Linked DNA regions of Homo sapiens: region 1 is linked to region 2. A link is a loop called in an ENCODE intact Hi-C map of the cell type or tissue named here. Cell type or tissue: thyroid gland. All regions are shown on one strand. Links, peaks and the distances in the headings refer to the core of each region. The heading gives the core; the rest is flanking DNA.

The links. A loop is a pair of places that touch in the nucleus more often than their neighbours do. Peaks named below come from ENCODE experiments on the same cell type or tissue, not always from the same donor. Only the 100,000 strongest peaks of a DNase experiment are listed, where the experiment ranks them.
Region 1: a loop joins it to region 2, with 2.3 times the contacts of the local background. A loop is called at or near these places in 2 of 110 quality-filtered maps.

Annotation. Positions count from the first base shown.
Region 1 is chr1:228,825,406-228,834,379 of GRCh38, forward strand. No RefSeq gene overlaps it. Among named protein-coding and RNA genes, the nearest start is that of RHOU, 94 kb to the left of the region's middle. RefSeq lists a silencer at 5,792-5,841. In thyroid gland, for the core only: a CTCF peak has its summit at 5,023; a DNase peak (open chromatin) is centred at 4,966; H3K27ac peaks cover 2,113 bases.
Region 2 is chr1:228,984,391-228,993,364 of GRCh38, forward strand. No RefSeq gene overlaps it. Among named protein-coding and RNA genes, the nearest start is that of LINC02815, 170 kb to the right of the region's middle. RefSeq lists an enhancer at 5,169-5,919. In thyroid gland, for the core only: no CTCF peak of the experiment used is centred there; DNase peaks (open chromatin) are centred at 5,731 and 6,281; H3K27ac peaks cover 2,500 bases.

The DNA of each region.
Region 1 (8,974 bases), core at 4,048-6,547, 160 kb before region 2:
TTGTATTGTTCTAACATCCAGGTCACTGATTCTTTCTCTGCTCTTTCCATTATTCTTTGAACCCATTCACTGAGCTTTTCATTTCAGTTATTGTGTTTTTCAGTTTTAAATTTTCCGATTATATCCTCTATGGCTGAGGCTTCCTATTTTTTATTTGTTTCAAGTATGTTCATAATTGCTTGCTGAAGCTCTTAGAAGTTTTTAAATTATGATAAAATACATTCTAACCATTTTAGAAGTGTGTTGTGTAGTTTCCAAGTACACTTTTTAAAGTGTACAGTTAGTGGCATTAAATACATTCTCACTTTCATGTACTATTGAAGCACTTTTATGATGACTACTTTAACATCTTTGTTGGGGAATTCTAACACATCTGTCATCCCAGTGTTGACATCTACTGATTGTCTTTTTTTATTCAGTTTGAGATCTTCCTGGCTCTTAGTATGACAGGTGATTTTCAATGAGAATCTATATAGCTTCATCTGATGTTATGATACTCTGGATCTCATCTAAACCTCCTACATTACCTGGATTTCTCTGACACTCAATTCTGCCTCAGTATTGCCCGCTGGAGTAGAGAAGTTCAGGTTCCCATTTGGCCTCTGTTGACACCCAAGAGGAGGTGTTTCAAGACTGCCATGTAGGGTGAACATCTAGTCTCCCCATGTGGTTACCACTGATGCTGTGGGAGAAGAAGGGATTTCACACCAGCCAGTGGGGATTCAAGTCTTAGCTCCTTACTTGGCCTTCTCTGGTACTACCCCTGTGGGAGTTTTGGGGCACCTTGTGATAGCCTGGCCAGGGTGAAGTCTAGACTCCCCACTCGGTCTTTGGTGGTGTGAGTGAGGGAGGGTAAGACCATGGATGTTTTTTCTATAGTGTTTGGCTGAGGTTGAGTGATTATTAACTAAGTGTTTCCTGTCTTGCGAGGCTGCCGTTTCCTGGCTCTTTGGCTAGAGAGAACAGGCTTTTGTTGGAACTTCTTTTTGTCCGTGTTCATTGGCATTTCTGGATTTCTGGCTTCTTCAGCACCAATTATGGAATACATGAGGCAAACAAACTAATTAACAGAAAACTAAAACAATCAAAACAAACCTAGGGATTTTATCACCATGTTATTTGTTAGGTCCTAAGGTCCCTAACTCATCTGCCTTCCTCTCTCCACCTTTTGAAGTCTTCTTAGGTTTGTCTTATTTGTGTTTACTGTCTTGGGCTTTTAGTTGTACTTAGCAGAAAGAATAAGAATGATGGAGGTCTACTTCATCTTTCTGAGATGTCTGCTTACTTTTAACTTTCTGCTCTGCCTAGCTTCAGATTTTGAGGAATTTTTTTAGAGGAAGCCAGGCAGTGGGATAAGCCCACTTCTCTGCCCTTTCATTCTCATCCAAATAATTGGTCCTTCAAGTGTAAATGAAAAATTCCCAAAACTCTGCCGACCCTCTGTCCCCTGAAGCAGCCTTTGCCTATGCAGAGCCCAGATTCTCAGTTCATAACTGGTTCCCAGAATCAGCAAATGCCACAAGGGTTAATGTAGCTGCACAAAGTCAGCTCACTTCTACATGGGTCCTCCCTCCTTAGAATCTCGGACCCTCTAGTCCCCTTCACTTCAGTGACTCTTTGATGCATGGAAAATAATTTTTAAAATATTTTATCCAGCTTTCTAAGTTACTTTTGGCAAGAGCATTAATCAGCCCCAAGATACTCATCCTTACTGAAACTGGAAGTCTGCTTCTCAGAATTCATGTGACAGTATTGTACGTGAGTGGCTTTATGTCACAAGACCCCTTTCCATTGGCTAACGTATTCCAAGTAGCAAAGGGATAGTGTTACAGGGTGTGGTTAAAAGTGTGGGCTCCGAAATCAAAGGGACTTGGTTTTGAATGCTGGCTCTGCTACCTACCAGCTGTGGGTCATTTTTTAGACTTCCTAAGCCTTGGTTTTCTCATCTTTTAAAGTGGGGATGTTAAAATACTCATCTGAAAGGGTTGCTGTAAGAATAAAATGAGATAATTCAGGTAAAGGACTTTTTTTTTTTTGAGATAGAGTCTTGCCCTGTCGCCAGGGTGGGGTGCAGTGGCACGATCTCGGCTCACTGCAACCTCTGCCTCCTGGGTTCGAGCAGTTCTCCTGCCTCAGCCTCCCAAGTAGCTGGGACTACAGGCTCACACTGCCATGCCCAGCTAATTTTTTGTATTTTAATAGAGACGGGCTTTCACCGTGTTCTCCAGGCTGTTCTCAAACTCCTGAACTCAGGCAGTCCGCCCGCCTCAGCCTCCCAAAGTGCTAGGATTACAGGCGTGAGCCACCGTGCCCTGCAAGGGACTTATTTTGATAACTCATACATAGTACGTGAAGACAAGGTGTTAGCTATTGTTTAATATTAATGTTCTAAATAATTGACTTATATCCAGTCAACATGATTTTATTTAACCCACAAATACATGAGTTGATTAACTGTTTATTTACTAGTGACTCATATTTGTGATTTTATTTCAACAACAAAAAATGTAGATATCAAGCCCCCCTCTCTTCTTATCCTAGAACTGGGAGATAGTCTGCTTTACAGTCAGCATAAACAGATACAGAAGTTGATAATTTGAAGTAGAAAAAATATTACTTGCTATTATATGAAACAAATATATACTATGTGGAAAGGTTTAGGTACTTCAAAAGAAATTAAGTAGAACTGAGAAGAGAGAAGGAACTCTGGATTAGAGTAAATCCGTGAAGCTGCTGGTGGGATTGCAGTGGAGAACTATTTGGGAGAAGAAGGGAATGTGTATCTTATCTGGAAGTTCTTTTAGTTCTCTGGATTGTATTTGGGACATATATAGCTCTGTTCATAGAAAAAAAAGATGAATGAGAAAGGGGTAGGTTACTGATTGGGAAAGAAATGCAATGTTAACCAAAAAAAAAAACCAGAGTCTCTCAGTTTCTGTTTTGCTTCTTTCTCCCCTATCAATGAGCATGATTTTGAAAATGGGGAAGAATAGAATGATGATTAAGAGTAAATGAAATCCCAGAATAGGCAATACTCCACAAAGGGGACATTAACTTAGGTATCTGGGTCTAGGATTAACCAAATGAACTGCAAGAACTTGTACTTTCAAACTCAATATTTGGAAACTTAAAGATAAAAAAAAAAAAAGAAAGAAAAAAAGGCTACGAGGAAGCAGGAGAGTATAATGGTTAGGAGATTGGTCTTGGTGTTAGACCGGCCTGGGTTCTAGTCCCAGCTCTGCCACTTATTAGCTACATCACAGTGGAAGAGGAAACTGGCTGGGTGTGGTGGCTCATGCCTGTAATCCCAGCACTTTGGGAGGCCAAGGCAGGCAAATCACTTGAGGTCGGGACTTTGAGACCAGCCTGACCAACATGGCAAAACCCCTTCTACACAAAAAATAAAAAATAAAAATACAAAAAATTAGCTGGGCATGGTCATGTGCACCTGTAATCCTAGCTGTTTCAGGAGTTTGAGGCACGAAAATTCCTTGAGCCTGAGAGGAAGAAGTTGTAGTGAGCTGAGATCGGGCCACAGTACTCCAGCCTGGGCAACAGAGAGAGACACCAACTCAAAGAAAAAAAAAAAAAAGGAAAAAGAAGAAAGACGAAAATCTCTCCTAGCTTTATGACTTCTCCATTTCTAAAATGGAGAAAATCTATGAATCTATAACAATCATATACTAATCACTGAGAGAAGGAGAGAGAAGAAAGTCCTCCATTCACACTATTTGTTGCAGCAAATAATCAATTTCTTATCTGAAGGTCGTGTAAGAATAATAATCGTTAATCTTGCCCTTCCAATGGGAAATATACTTTATGGTAGCCAAATAACTTCAGTTGATAAAGGAAAGCTCTGCTTGACAGAAGAATGCAGGTAATAAATGCAGAAGGAATGATAGAATTAGGAAGGTCATGGACTTGAATTTTCTCATTGTTAATTAGAAATTAAAATTCCTATTTGTTATCAAATAGTATTTAAAAAGGAAAAGTCAGAACAGGTGTCTTAATTCGTTTGTATTGCTATAAAGGAATACCTGAGCCAGGATAATGTGTGTGTGTGTGTATATATATATATATATATATATATATATATATATATATATATATGTAAAGAGGTTTATTTGGCCCTCAGTTCTGCAGACTGTACTAGAAGCATGACAGGAGCATCTGCTTCTGGTGAGGACTCAGGGAGCTTCCACTCATGGCAGAAGGTGAAGAGGAGCCAGAGTGTGCAGAGATCACATGGCCAGACAGGAAGAAAGACAGAGGGGAGGAAGGTGCCAGGCTATTTCCAACAACCAGCTGTCGCAGAAACTAATGAGAACTCACTCGCCTTGAAGGGAGGGCATTAATCTATTCCCGAGGGATCCGCCCCCATGACCCAAACACCTCCCATTAGGCCCCACCTCCAACATTGGGGATCAAATTTCAACATGAGATTTGGAGGGGACAAATACCCAAACCATAGCAATGGGATAGATAAATTTCCTTGACATTGATCCCCTTCTAAACTCCAAACTGTGCTTTAAAAACAGTATTTTTAGTTTTAAGGGATGTTGATAAATCAAGGCATCCAGAAGAGGTAAACAAAATGGTCACAGAAAGTGAAGCCAGGCTGGAGAAAAGAAGACTCTGGAGAAAATCAAACCCTACAAGGAGCCCTCATGCAGTGCACAGAATAAATTCACTATTTGGTAGCTTCAGAAGGTGGAATAAGGGTGGGATGAAAGACATTTCAGGGAGTCCAAAGTGAAACGCTTCAGTTAGCGTTGGAGAAGAGAGAACTGGAGTTGGAGGGAGGCAAGGTGCTGAAGTGAGTTGCCAACACCAATTCCTCTGGACTGTGTCCCTGAGGTGATGATGCAGGGCCTGTGGGAAGTGGGCCAGGGGCCTGTCATTCTGGTTCTGTGGGTCTTGACCAACCAGCCCCTAGAGTGCTGGGGCTCAGAACACCTCACCTGGCTGTTTGTGCCTTGCCCAGTAGGTTGCAGGCGGGCAGCCTGCTGGGCTCTTTGCCGAGTTGAGTGGTTTGTCTCCATCTGGCTGCTGTGAAATCACATGGGCCTGTTGGCTGCGATTGTTTGCGGGCTGCCTCCCTGGATGGTGGGGTTCTGTGCTCTGGCTCCTGGGCTCTGACTGCTTTCCAGGGAGCACTGTTTCGCATGGGGTACTCAGGAAACTTCCCAATCAGATGGAAAGAATAAACACAGACTTCAGCTGACTAGCTCTGCACTTTCTTCGGGGTTCTGAGAAACCAAAGGCAAACACACGTGGTGTGCAGTGGTGTGCCCTGTAGGGGAAGCCTGTGAGTGGCGCGCACAGCGCAGGTTCCCTCTGCGGGGTGCAGGAGCAGAGGACTGGTGCTGGTGGGCCTTTCTCTGCGTGTCCAGAACTGTCGGCTTGTGCACGCTAGGCCTGGCAATATGTGTGTGCATGAGTGTGGGCATGCATCTGTGTGTGTGCACATCAACACACAGGTTGTGCTTTTAGTATGACATTCTGTGTTTTCATCTAAGTGCTTGAGGGCCCCTGACTTGCCATGGTTTTCCAAATAAAGAAACTTAAATAAACACAGTGGGGCCCCAGAGGCTGGGATGGGACCATGCTTCTGTAGAATTTCCATGTGCCCTGAGCTATGCTGTTACTCTAATTACTCCTCATTTTAATTCCATTTTGAGGCTTATCAGCCCTATGCTCTTCTACTTTGGGACTGGGCCAAGGAGGCAGGGGGTAAACTGAGTCCAGGCGATCCCGGAGCCTCCAGGGCCAGCCCTGGGAGCTCGCAGGCCTTTGCTGGGGCAGCAGGAACTCTGCTTTGCCTATGACATCCTGTGCTTTGGTCTGGGAGATTTCTGTATGAGTCATTTTCAGCTCAGAACACCCTAGCTGTGGTTAATTACCTGAGGTTTTACTGGACTCCTTCTCCAAGCGTTCATTGTTGTCCGGGCCGCCTCATCATGCCCCCACACGTGTCCTCCTCTGGGGAGGTTTGGAAAAGAGCCTTTAGCCCAAGTTACTGTGACCTTTGGTACCTGTAGGACACATTTTTATCCCTCTTCCTGATTCTAATCTTACTGAGCCACCAAAACCTTTTTGTTTGTTTTAATAAACTTCTAATTTTAGAATAGTTTTAGATTTACAGAAAAGTTACAAAGTCTCCATGTACCTCCTTACAGTTAACCCTATTAACATCCTTCATCAGTAGAGTACTAATGAGCCCAGATTGATACATTATTATTAACTAAAGTCTATTTTCAGATTCCCTTAGTTTTTACCTCGGGTCCTTACCATGTTCCAGTCTTCATCTAGAATACCTCGCTATGTGGAGTTGTCGCATCTCCTGGGCTCCTTTAGCTATAACTGTGACCAGAAAGATCCCTCTCATCCTCCTTGTCTCCCTCTACCTTTCTTTTATGATTGTGGTAAAAAAAAAAAAAAAAAAAACACATAAAATCAAGATCCATTTTTAAGGTCTGTTGCTGAAATGGCCAAAATGGCCCCAAAAAAAATATTGCCAGTTGCTGTGAGGTTTCATGAGCAACTGAGGGTATTTGAACCCTTCTTTCTAGAGCAAGAACTCTGACCGCCATCGCTTTTGTGTACCCAGCGTTATTTAGAACTGAAATCTGCCCCAGAGCCGGAGGAAAGGAGGCACAAACCATCTCAGCCGTGCAATGTTCCTCTGTTGAAAATGTCTCTCCATTTTTTTGTGCTAATCCAAATGTGTATTTCATTTAACGTTCAATTTGATCAACCTGTTAGAGAGGGACTGTGGCACCCAGAATTCTTCCTTCTAGTCTTGATTCCTACAAAAGTGTACAAGAATAGTTTGTACTGCACCATCTTGTGCAGCTCAGTGGCTTGAATCAGGTTGGCTTTTCAATCAAATTGTAAGGTCCTAGACACCAAGGACCTGCTTTCTAATTTCTTTTATACTCTTTGCAATAGTTTTTTGTTTTATAGATAGGGCAGATAGGGAGCAAAGATAGAGTGACTTGGCTGCCCAGAAGATGTACTGAAGTCAAACACGAGGATGATGAGTAACACGCACCTGCAGTTCACCAGGCCTGAAGCTGGGGGAAGCGAAGAGGTACTGGGGTTCCCGGGCAAAATTTAAGGGGGCACCAAAGAACTTAGTAATCGAGATAAATAATATCTTAATTCAATATGTTTTAAAAATAAAATTATTTTTGTACAAATAATTTAACAAATCCATGATGAGCCAGACATGGTAGCTCTTGCCTGTATTCCCAGAACTTTGGGAGATGGAGGTGGGAAGATCACTTGAGCCTAAGAGTTTGAGACTAGCCTGGGCAACATGGAGAAACCCCATCTCCACAAAAAATACAAAAACTAGCCAGGCGTGGTGGCATGTGCCTGTAGTCCCAGCTACTTGGGGGGCTGAGGTGGGAGGATCACTTGAGCCAGGGAGGTTAAGGCTGCAGTAAACGCTGATGACACCTATGTACTCCAGCCTGGGTGAGAGAGCAGCAAGACCCTGTTTAAAAAAAAATAATCCATGATGAACACAGCACCAAAATTTCAAATAAAGACTGCATGTTTTTGTATGTTTTGTAACTCTGTGTTGTTATATAATGGACGGTCATTTCCAATCAGTTCGAGGTCTCACACCCGTGAAGGCACATCTTCCCTCACCAGGTGATGTACAAAGATTAACAATAGCATGCAAACAGATGGGGTGGTTCTGAGCTTTAGATAGAGCTATGTCCTTTGATTGTAGGGCTTTCATTAACTTTTTATCCTTGGTTCAAAATCTGCAAGGATCTTCTGATAGGGGTAAATAGGGATGCATGTCTTTCCTTTTCCTTGGCTCCTCTGTGATTTTCATGGCAATGCAATCTACAAAGAGCTCCAACATATACCATTTCATTTAATCCCCCAGGAAAAACAAAATCCTATGAGTAGATAGTGTCATTTTCACTTTAGAGAAAAAGAAACCGGACCTCAGATTAAGTTACTAACCCAACAATACTGAGCTGGCCCATAGTGGAGCTGGGATTCCATGAACGTTACCTGACCTAGATCCTCGACTTGGGCCGCCTGTGCAGATTGCCTTTGTAGACACAACCAGGTGCTCTGCCTCTCTCTGCTCAGCTCTGTGCGCTCATGCCCATCTCTGCCATTTCCCCTACCAAGGGTATGTGTGTACTTATGTAAACATATGTGTAAACAGAAGTGTGTGTGCTGTGTGATCTTGTGTGTACATGTGTGTCTGTATGCATGTATTCAGAGTATGAAAAGATGTAAAATATGAGAACACAGGTGCCTGTGGCATCAGAGTGTGTGTTTGCTTGCATGAGTGTATATGTACGTGTGTTTTTGCATACGTGTGTGTACAACGGTGTGCCTATGTGAGCCCATGTGTAACACACGTTTGTGTGAGCATGTGCATACACATGTATGTGTTTGAGTACAAGAAGACATGATGCAGAGACACAAACAGCCCAAAGGAGGGCTGAGGCTGCTGCAGCCTGACAGAGTTTACATCTGACTGCCTTCAGCTCCTGTACGGTGCTGTCCCACTCTCCATCGCGTTTGGAGAGCCGGCATCAGTTCTGGGAGCTCACGGAGGATTTTACTCCCTCCTCCTTCACTGGGAGGAGCCACGGCCACTGCCCTCCCTGCCTCCCTTCTCAGGTTCGGGGAGAAGGCTCAGAATCTTGGCACATGACATAGAATTTGCTAACCCCAAGGCTGTAAGAACAAAACTAACGTGTCATTTGGGGAAACCTCAGTTTGCCCTCTCCAAAGAGAAAGCCTGAAAGACCCCTGCAAATGTTCAGCCTGGCTCTGGGCTGTTGTCCATACAGTAATGGGATTTTTCTTGGGATACATCAGGAATTGTTCCATGTAAGGTAAAACTTTCTCTGAAATGCCCTCTCCTCCCCAAACCCCAGCCCAACATAATAACCTGATGAGTCCTTAAACGGAGGACCACACACTGGCAGCT
Region 2 (8,974 bases), core at 4,168-6,667:
CTTGAATCAAGGGTGAACCAGACCCCCATATGCCCACAAGCACACACAAGCTGATGTGGACTCTGGGAATGAATGAAATTCATTGTAAAATTAGCATATGCAAAAAATTAGCAGCAAAATGCTGCTGCTGCTGCTGCAAAAAAAAATGCATATAATGTAATATACTTTCAATCCAAACATCTTCTGTTTTAATGATCTGTTTTAGCCATGGTTTCACCTTGGAGGGATCTGCTCCATTCATAAAGCAGAGAATTGGGCTGCTGCAGAAGCAGGGAAGCAGGGTTGAACTGGTGGGAGGCAGTGGTGGGGTGGAGGCCTGGTTCCTTGCGTTAGTACACCTGCCACTCCAGATTCCTTAGGACAAGTAAGCCCAGCCTCTGTAAGGTCCCACCGGCCTCCAAGATCCAGGAGCACTGAGGAGGTGCCAGGGGGCAAAAAGGCATCAAGGGACTCAAGGCAAAGAGAGGCTTGGCAATTGTGACGGGTCAGGGTGGGGCAGGCTCCCCTGGTGGCTACAGGCTCCTCATGCTCCACGGAGGGGCAGGAGGACAAGCTGACTCAGGCCAAATGAAGAGGAAGAAAGGAGGAAATGTGGCCACCTATGGATCCTGCCAAGAGATGTGATGGACTTCTCTTCATGAGCCCAGAGAAACTTGGGTTCCAGCATATGCTCCGGTGAGGACCCAGCACTCAGCATATAGTGCCACTGATGTCAGTCTGGCATCATGCGCCAGGGCCTGCACCAGCTGCTGGGCACACAGTGGTATATGACAGAGTCCCTGCTCTCCTAGAGCATGGGGTCCAGTTGGGGAGACAGACACACAACCAATCATGATTTGCTGTCTGCTAAGATACCGCCATGCACAGGGGGCTACATACAGGTGTTCAGAGAAGGAATCCCAAACCAGAGGATTGGAGGAGAATAGATGCCTCATGAATCTCAAAAGACTGGCAGAGGCTAACCAAGCAAAGAGAGTGGAAAGAGCACTGAGGCATGGGGATGGCAGGTGTGGGCAAAGGTGCAGCACATGTGAGGAGGAGTGTCTCAGTCTGCTCTGGCTGTGTAACAAAGCACTGCAGACTGGGGGGTGGTAAACCATAGAGATGTACCATCTTACAGTTCTAGAGGTTGGAAGTCCAAAATCAAGGTGTTGGCAGGCTTGGTTCCTCCTGAGGCCTCTCTCCTTGGCTTGTAGGGAGACAGCACTCTGCCATCTTGCTGAGTCCTCACATGGTCTTCCCTCTGTGCATGTCCGTGTCCTCATCTCCTCTTCTTATAAGGACACTGGTCATATTAGTCTAGGGCCCACCCTCATTACCTCATTTTAACTGAATTTCCTTAAAGACTCTGTCTCCAAGTACAGTCCAATTATGAGGTATGTGGGGTTAGGACTCCAGCCTATAAATTACTGGGGGACATAATATGGCTCATAAGAGTGGGGAAGTGCAGGAGGCTGGTGCACCCAGCGGGAGCTGAGTCTGGAGGCACAAGTCCCGCCAGACCCAGAGCCTGGAGAGACATGCAGAAGGCTCCCACTTTGCCCTGTGGAGGGCAGGGATCTTGGGGGTCACAGCTTGAGACTCAGCTCTTGCACTTGGCAGCTGTTTGAACTTGGGCATGCTGCTTTACCTTGGAGTCATAGTTCCCCCTTTGGGAAAATCAGGATAAAACTATCTTGTGGGATATGTTGTGAAAATTAAAAGAAAATGTTTCTAAAGCAATGTCACGGGATCTGTCAGGCAGTAGGCATATCGGATGGGAAATGTGATGAGGAGAAGCATGAACATGGTGCGGGAGCTCGGAGGAGGCTTTACCAGGCCCGGCAGCCAGGTGGCCGTTGTGCCCTAGGACAGGCGGCACATGGGCGCGTGGGGAGACCCCAGAGGGCTCTTAGGACTGTCTGTGCATCAGGCAGTGCCATCACAGTGTGATCTGTGGATCACCCGCTTGAGCATCGCCCTATGAAAGCGCAGATCGCAGGCCCAGCTCAGCCATCCTGAGTCCGGATGGAACCTGTGTCTAAACTGCTTCCTAGGAGCTCAGTCTGAGAATCATCCTGGAGACCTGCAAATCTGAGGGGTGGAAAGAGGAAGAGGAACAGAAACAGAGCGAATGCAGATCTTATTGTTCGTGCTTCTTACCCAAGGCCTGGGGTAAGCCTTTTCCCAAAAGAGTGGAATGGGGAGGCCCATCTCACTGCACTGCCCGCTCCTGTGACACTGAGAGCGCAGTGGGCAGAGACCCCCAAGAGTCCTGCAGGGCAGACAGGCAGACGTCTGCTCTGTTACTAAGCCATGCTGTGCACCTCCAGCCAGCAAAGTTGAGCTTTTGCCCAGAGTTGGCAGCTCCCCAAGAATCAGACTTGTGGAGAACATGGTAAACGCTGGTCTGCTTATTTTGGGATTGAGGGATTGTGAGGGATCGTGCTTATGTCTCCTTCCAGAAGTTTAATGAACAAAATATTACCATTAGTCAAGCCTACGTGACCACCAGCTGACCAGGACACCTGCAGTTCTTTAATTAAGCTCTAGAGATGAGACATCCCCTACCCTGTGTCCCCTACGGAGTAGTGACCAGACGAGTTAATTTGCCTTGAGTCGTTAACCTGAGAGGACCATTAGCTCTCTGGGAAATGATTTTAATGTGAACCTACTACCTTTTGCTAAGAAAAGGAAGGCTCTGTCCCTTTCACACCCAGCTCAAGAGGAACAGCCAGTCTTAAGTCAAATGCCCATTTCTCTAGTGTGAAGAGTAAAGATGACAGATGTTCACAGGCAACCTCAGTTAGTTCCTTCCCTTGTCGAAAAATGCTGGACTCTCTCACTCCCCCCCCACCCCCCCCCACACGCATACACACACACAGGCGCAGGCACATGTGCACACACACACACACACGAACACAGACATATCATTCGTGTGCGTGCGCACACACACACTCGTATCTTCCGGAGGCCAGCTTTGACACACATCACCTTCTCATAGTAGATGAATTATTGGGTCTATTGCTGCATTCATATCCTCCCTAATTAAATTCTGCTAGCCTGGAATTGTGATCCTTTGGTTTATCAGGAAGCTACGCTCTGCTGTTATTTGCCCTTATGTTACATACAAAGAGAGTGTTAAAAGCTACTTCATGATATACACATCTGACAGGGGGCCAATTAAACACACTGGACCAGGCTGCCTGTTTTGTGCCATTGATGCTGGCTGCAAATTACAAATGAATTTATGCTTTTCATTTCATGCTCAGCATGGTGCTTTCTCAGCAATGTTTCATAAGCATAAGGCCAGGTGCTTTTGTGTGAAAGGAACAAAATGAAATTTCTTTAAAAATGCAAATCCTAATCCAGACTGCCCACCCCTACCCTGGCTTATCCTGACTGGTGGGTATTTACTGTCTCCTGTTCCTGGGGGGTGCTACCTGGCTCTGAAGAGGCCTTTCCAGGGCAGTCTTGAGCAGGGTCAGGGAGGGGTGCTGTGGAGGGGCAACCTCCAGCCGTCCCGTGTGGCCAAGAGCTTTCAGAGACAGGGTGCCCCTGCCACCAGACAGTGAGGAGTTGCAAAAGAGGCAGCTATGGGGGTCTCTGTGCAGCACTCAGCGGGAGGATCCCCAACTCTGTGGCCACGCATGACTGTTGGAGGGTGGGACATCAGCTGAGACTTCCTTACTCAAGCAGAACAGAAATATTTTCATAATATGGACTCATTTAAGGTAAAAAATGTGCCAGGCCTTATAAAAATATAAAGATGAATCTAGTTTCTGACCTTCAGCAGAGAGACACACAGATACACCAAACGGGCAGAGGACACAGCAGGAGCTGCAGGCTGCCTGTGCTGGCATTGTGGAGGGACCTCCCCCGCACCCCGGTAAACGCGGAGAGCAGGGTACTCTCTAGGGCAGGAGCCAGCAAGCTTTTCCTGCAAAGAGCCAGGTGGTCTACATTTCAGGCTGTTGCAGGCCTCGGGGTCTTTGTCGCAACAAGTCAACTCTAACGTGATAGAGTTAGAAGGCATCTATAGGATGAGCATGGCTGTGTTCCAATACAATTTTATTTACAAAACAGGTGGTGGGCTGTGGGCGGCCGACTCCTGAGCTAGAGGGTTGGATCATTGCACATGGTTGCAGTCCATTTTCAAGATATTTTAAAGGTAAATTGTTATTTCTAGCTCTCTGTCTCTTCTGATACTATTAATCTACTAGAATAATTTTTTACAATGATTTTTTAATTATGAAAGACATACATGATCACTATATAATTATCAGAAAATAGAGGTAAACAAAAAGAAAACAGTCACATTTCTGAGCTAGTCTTCATCTTGCCTCTTCCTTTTCTCTACTCGCAAACATCCCTCATGGTCCCACCCACATGCAGGGAGGCTCAGCTGGCAGGAGAGGAGGGAGGGCCTGGTGACCTCGGCTGGCCCCTCATGTGCTGCTGGTCCATAGTGAGGGTGGAGCCTCACCAGTGTGGCCACAGGCATGCTCACAGGGAGCTGTCGAGTTTCTGCTGAAGTCCGAAGTGACCCACTTCAACCCGCCATGGTCTCTGTGAACCCTGGGATGGAGTCATTACTCTCCACATGGTTGGAATTCCTACTGGGGTGACTTATGAAAGTGGAACAGGCCCAGCTCCATTCAGTCAACACGTGTTAAGCACTGATGGGTGCCAGGCATTGTTCTAGGCACTGTGGCCAACAAGACAACCTAGAAGCTTTCATTCTTGTAGGGGAGGTTAATTATAAACAAATCAACAACAAAAACTATAAAAATGGTTATCTAAATGTTGGATGGTAATGGTTGCAAATAGTAGAATGGGAAGTATTTGGCAGCACGGATGAGATGGAGTGATGCCCTCCCATTGGGTGGTAAGGGACTCCTCCGAGGAAGGGAGGAGGACAGGCGGGTCTTGAAAACACGGAGGGCAGAGCATTCTAGGCAGACAAAGAGTACATGCAAAAGTCCTTCAGCAGCACCGTGTTCATGCCCTTGAGGACAGACAGCAGTCCCACAGGCTGGATCAAACGGACTCACGGCAAAAATGAAAGAAGTTAGGTAGGAAGTCAGGGCCTTTAGACTGTGGCGAGGAGCTGAGATTTTATTCAAGAGCCATGGGAAGCCAGCCGAGGATTTTAGGCAGGAAAGCTGCATAACCTGACTCCCATTTGTGAAAGCTTGCTCCTGCTGTTTTTGGAGAACAGACTGCAGGGACGAAAGGGAAAATGAGGAGACTCTTTGGCGGCTGCAGGAGGAGGTGCTGATAGCATGGACGCCACTGTTCTGATGTCCCCAGAGATGGGGAGCTGGTAGGCTTTTCTCTCAGCTCTGGTAGGGGGTGGTGCCATTCACTGAAATGGAAAGATGGAGGAGGTTAGGGTGGGCTGGCGCAGAAAACAAGCGTGGGTTATGGACAGGACAAGCCGGAGGTGCCTGTTAGCACCAAGAAGAGTCAGGAGCTCTAGCAAGAGGACTTTTTAACCAGTCTCAACTGAACACCTGCAGTGTGCCAGGCCCAAGCTGGCCCCATCTGCGGTGACTGCCCATGCCCTCTCATCCTCCTGTCCATGTGCAGCCTGACCCTAGCACCACCCGCTGGCCTGGGATTATCAGGCTGAGCCTGCCGCCATGAAGTCCTCCAGCCTCACCTGACCAGCCCCAGGCAGGATGTGGCGCATTCACGGGTAAACAAGTGAGGGAGGGACACTGGAGCACCCCACAGAGCATCTGGGGCCCTGCAAGGCCATCGCAGGCCCAGCTGTCTCTCTGGAAAAATGCCATGGACACTCTTGATCAGTCAGATGTTGGCAGTGACACTGCTGTCTTGCTTCATTGCATTTGCAAAATAAGCAAAGTTTGTAGTGCTCCCTGTCTTCTACGTGTGAGCGGGTGTGTTTCTCATCAACTCACTGCAGTTACAAAACCAATTAGAGCTGTAAAATGTGGAATGGCCTCTGTGTGAACAGCCTGGGACATCCTCAGAGCTCCAGAGCCCACTGCTTTGATGTCAGAGCTGGGGGTGGGGTGGGGTGGAGTGGAAAGGCCATGGGAAGGGAGCCGGCTCTGAAACACGTGGAGGCCAAGGTGGTAAGGTGGTAGTGATGTGGAGGCCTTGCCGATCAGGGGCCCACACACCGCACCCTGGCAGGGGAGGGCCGGGGGCTTTCTGTGCCTCACCCACAGATAAGAAGGAAGTGGGAGCCAGTGCCAGTCCCTCAGCTTCCTCCTTGCAGGCCTTCTCTGCTTGCCCTTTCTCCACATTTGGCCCAGACATTGAAGCTATGAGCCACATGGCAGGAAGTTCACAACTGCTGTGCTGACAGAAGCCAGAAAGGAGGCTGTTTTCTGGAAGCCTGCCCTGTGCAGGCCTGACAAGAGCTGGGGGAAGTTAGGAGGCCCTTGATGGGACCACGGCCATGCATGACACTGGGACCTCTTGCACTAGGAAGACATCCTGTATCATAAAATTCAAGGAACTCCGGAGCTGGCAAGGACTGTGGCAGTCATAACGTTCAATGTCTTCATTTCCTGGGTCTATGACGAAGACCCAGGAAAGTGAGGTGACTTTTCCAGAAGAGTGACAAAGGCAGAACAAGAACCAATTTCCTGACTCTCTATCCCAGAGCCCTTCACCAGTGACGGTGGGGATGCTCGCAAGCCTCCCAGGCCAGGGCTGCCCAGGCTTACTCAGGTCAAGGCCGTCAGAGGAAAGAATTATCTCTGCACCACCCCTGTCGCAAAGGGACAAGGCTGCTCTCAGATGGAGGCAACCTGCTGGGGACTCCTGCCACCCCAGCCCTGCTGGGCTCACCACACCCACTGGGTGTTGTATACACGCGTGTGTGTGCATGTATGCATGTGCATGCATATGACTGGGATCACTGATTCTGTGGCGTTCCAAGTCTGCGTGGTTTCTTAGAATCCATTATTGATTGAGGGGCCTGAAGAAGATGAAACCCATACGTTGCACCGCAAAGTTTTTTGCACTTCCTTATTCCAGGAGATGAGTTCGCAGATCCTTTCTTTGGCGAAAGGAAAGAAAACCACAATAGATAAAGCAACTTTCTTAGATCACACAGCATATTCACAATGGAGCTGAAACAAGTAAATTAGCTGGACTCACATCTCCAAACCTGAAAAAAACATAGTCACCTCTTTAGACATCAGATGAAGTATAAAGAAAATAGAAATAAAGGCAAAAGTACTACAGCTGTATTTCATGGGGACCCTGACAATTCTCATCAGATACCCGACTCCTGAGGTGTTAGTTCTGAAAAGTGGGCCAAACACTTGGCCCGGAGTTCACCTTTAAGGTTAGTTTAGCAGACTCTGAGAAGCACTAATTAAGACGTGTTAAGCAAATGAAACAAAGTAAAACAAGACAGTTATACAGGCAAATATGTTTAGGAAACCTTTGGTAAGCAGAACTAAATGGATTCTTTACAGCAGGACCTCTCCCACTCTCGAATGCTAACATGCACTGGGACTCTCCAAGAATAAGGTAGAGCAAAGGATAGTTTCTGAATTTATTTGACCATGGAATATTCTTCACCCATATCTCTGGTTGGTCAGAGGTTTTGCCAAAATGACTTTGGAGAGAAAATGTTGTTTTGATATAGTTTTCCAATGCAACCAAATAGGAATGGTCCTGTTTAAGAATGGAAGAGGTGCAGGAGTTACAGAATGGCAGAGTGAGGCCCTCCATAAGCCTACTCTCCCATTAAAATAACAGAAACACTAGGAAATGGTCAAAATAAACTGTTTCAGAACTCTGGAAATTAACCAAAGGCTGGCAACAATCTGAGGGCGTTTATTCAGGAAAAACTGTTGAACCTTGGTAAGAGCAGAAAGGTTTGTGACACTTGAACTTGGCCTATTCCCATCCCATTCTACCCAGCCCCTGTTAGCCATGATAACTAGCAGCCTCACAACCACAGGAATGGTAAAAACCAGCAACTTTGCAGCCACCAGAGGAAATAGACTGGGTTTGAAGCTCCTCAAAATGTCCCATCTGCAAAGCATTGTCATTATTTAGCTGTCCTTCCGACTTCTGGAGAAGTCCCATTTACCAGGCATTGTTGAAATTTGGCCTAACAGAGTTCACTCTGAAGAAAAACTCTATACCCAGGGGATTGGTCAAAAACCATCAGCAGCAATTGTGTATCACTGCAGCTGCCTGAGGCTGCACTGTCAGGTGGGACAATCAAGAGTCTGGCCAAAAATGTAACAGGAATAGCTGGGGAATGATGTTTCCCTGTGGGGCTTTGAAAAGCTCTGACATATTCCCAGGGATCTAAAAGGCTATCTATGCATGTGTGCAGGGTTGTGCACAAGCCCAGAAAAGACCCAAGAAGGTCCCAGTCTCTCAGCTCACCCAATCTCTGGCTAACCATAAGGCTCTGCACAAACAAGAAGTAAAGGTTAAAGCAGGGTTGTAAACTGAGCATTGAAGAGATGCCCCAGCACACCCGGGGCCCCTTGGCAAAGGGTGGAAGATCTACTGGCTCAAAGCATTTAAAGAAATTTCTGGCAAATCATTAGCTGACCAATAAGGTAACTGAACAGAAACGTCAGCAGTGGCACAATATACTGTGATGGCCATTATAAAAAGACGAAAGATAAACTGTTGGTGAGAATGTGGAAAAAAGGGATCCCTCGCACACTGTTGTTGGGAATGTAAATTAGTACAGACATTATGGAAGACCGTATGGAGATTTCTCAAAAAACTAAAAATAGAACTACCATATGATCCAGCAATCCCACTTCTGGGTATACGCCCAAAGGAATTGAAATCAGCATATCAAAGAGTTATGTGCACCCCCATATTCACTGCAGCATTACTCACAATAGCCAAGATATGAAATCAACCTAAGTGTTCATCAACAAATGAATGGACAAAGAAAACGCAGCATACAAACACAATGGAGCATTATTCATCCTTTAAAAAGAAGGAAATTCTTTCATTTGTGGCCACATGG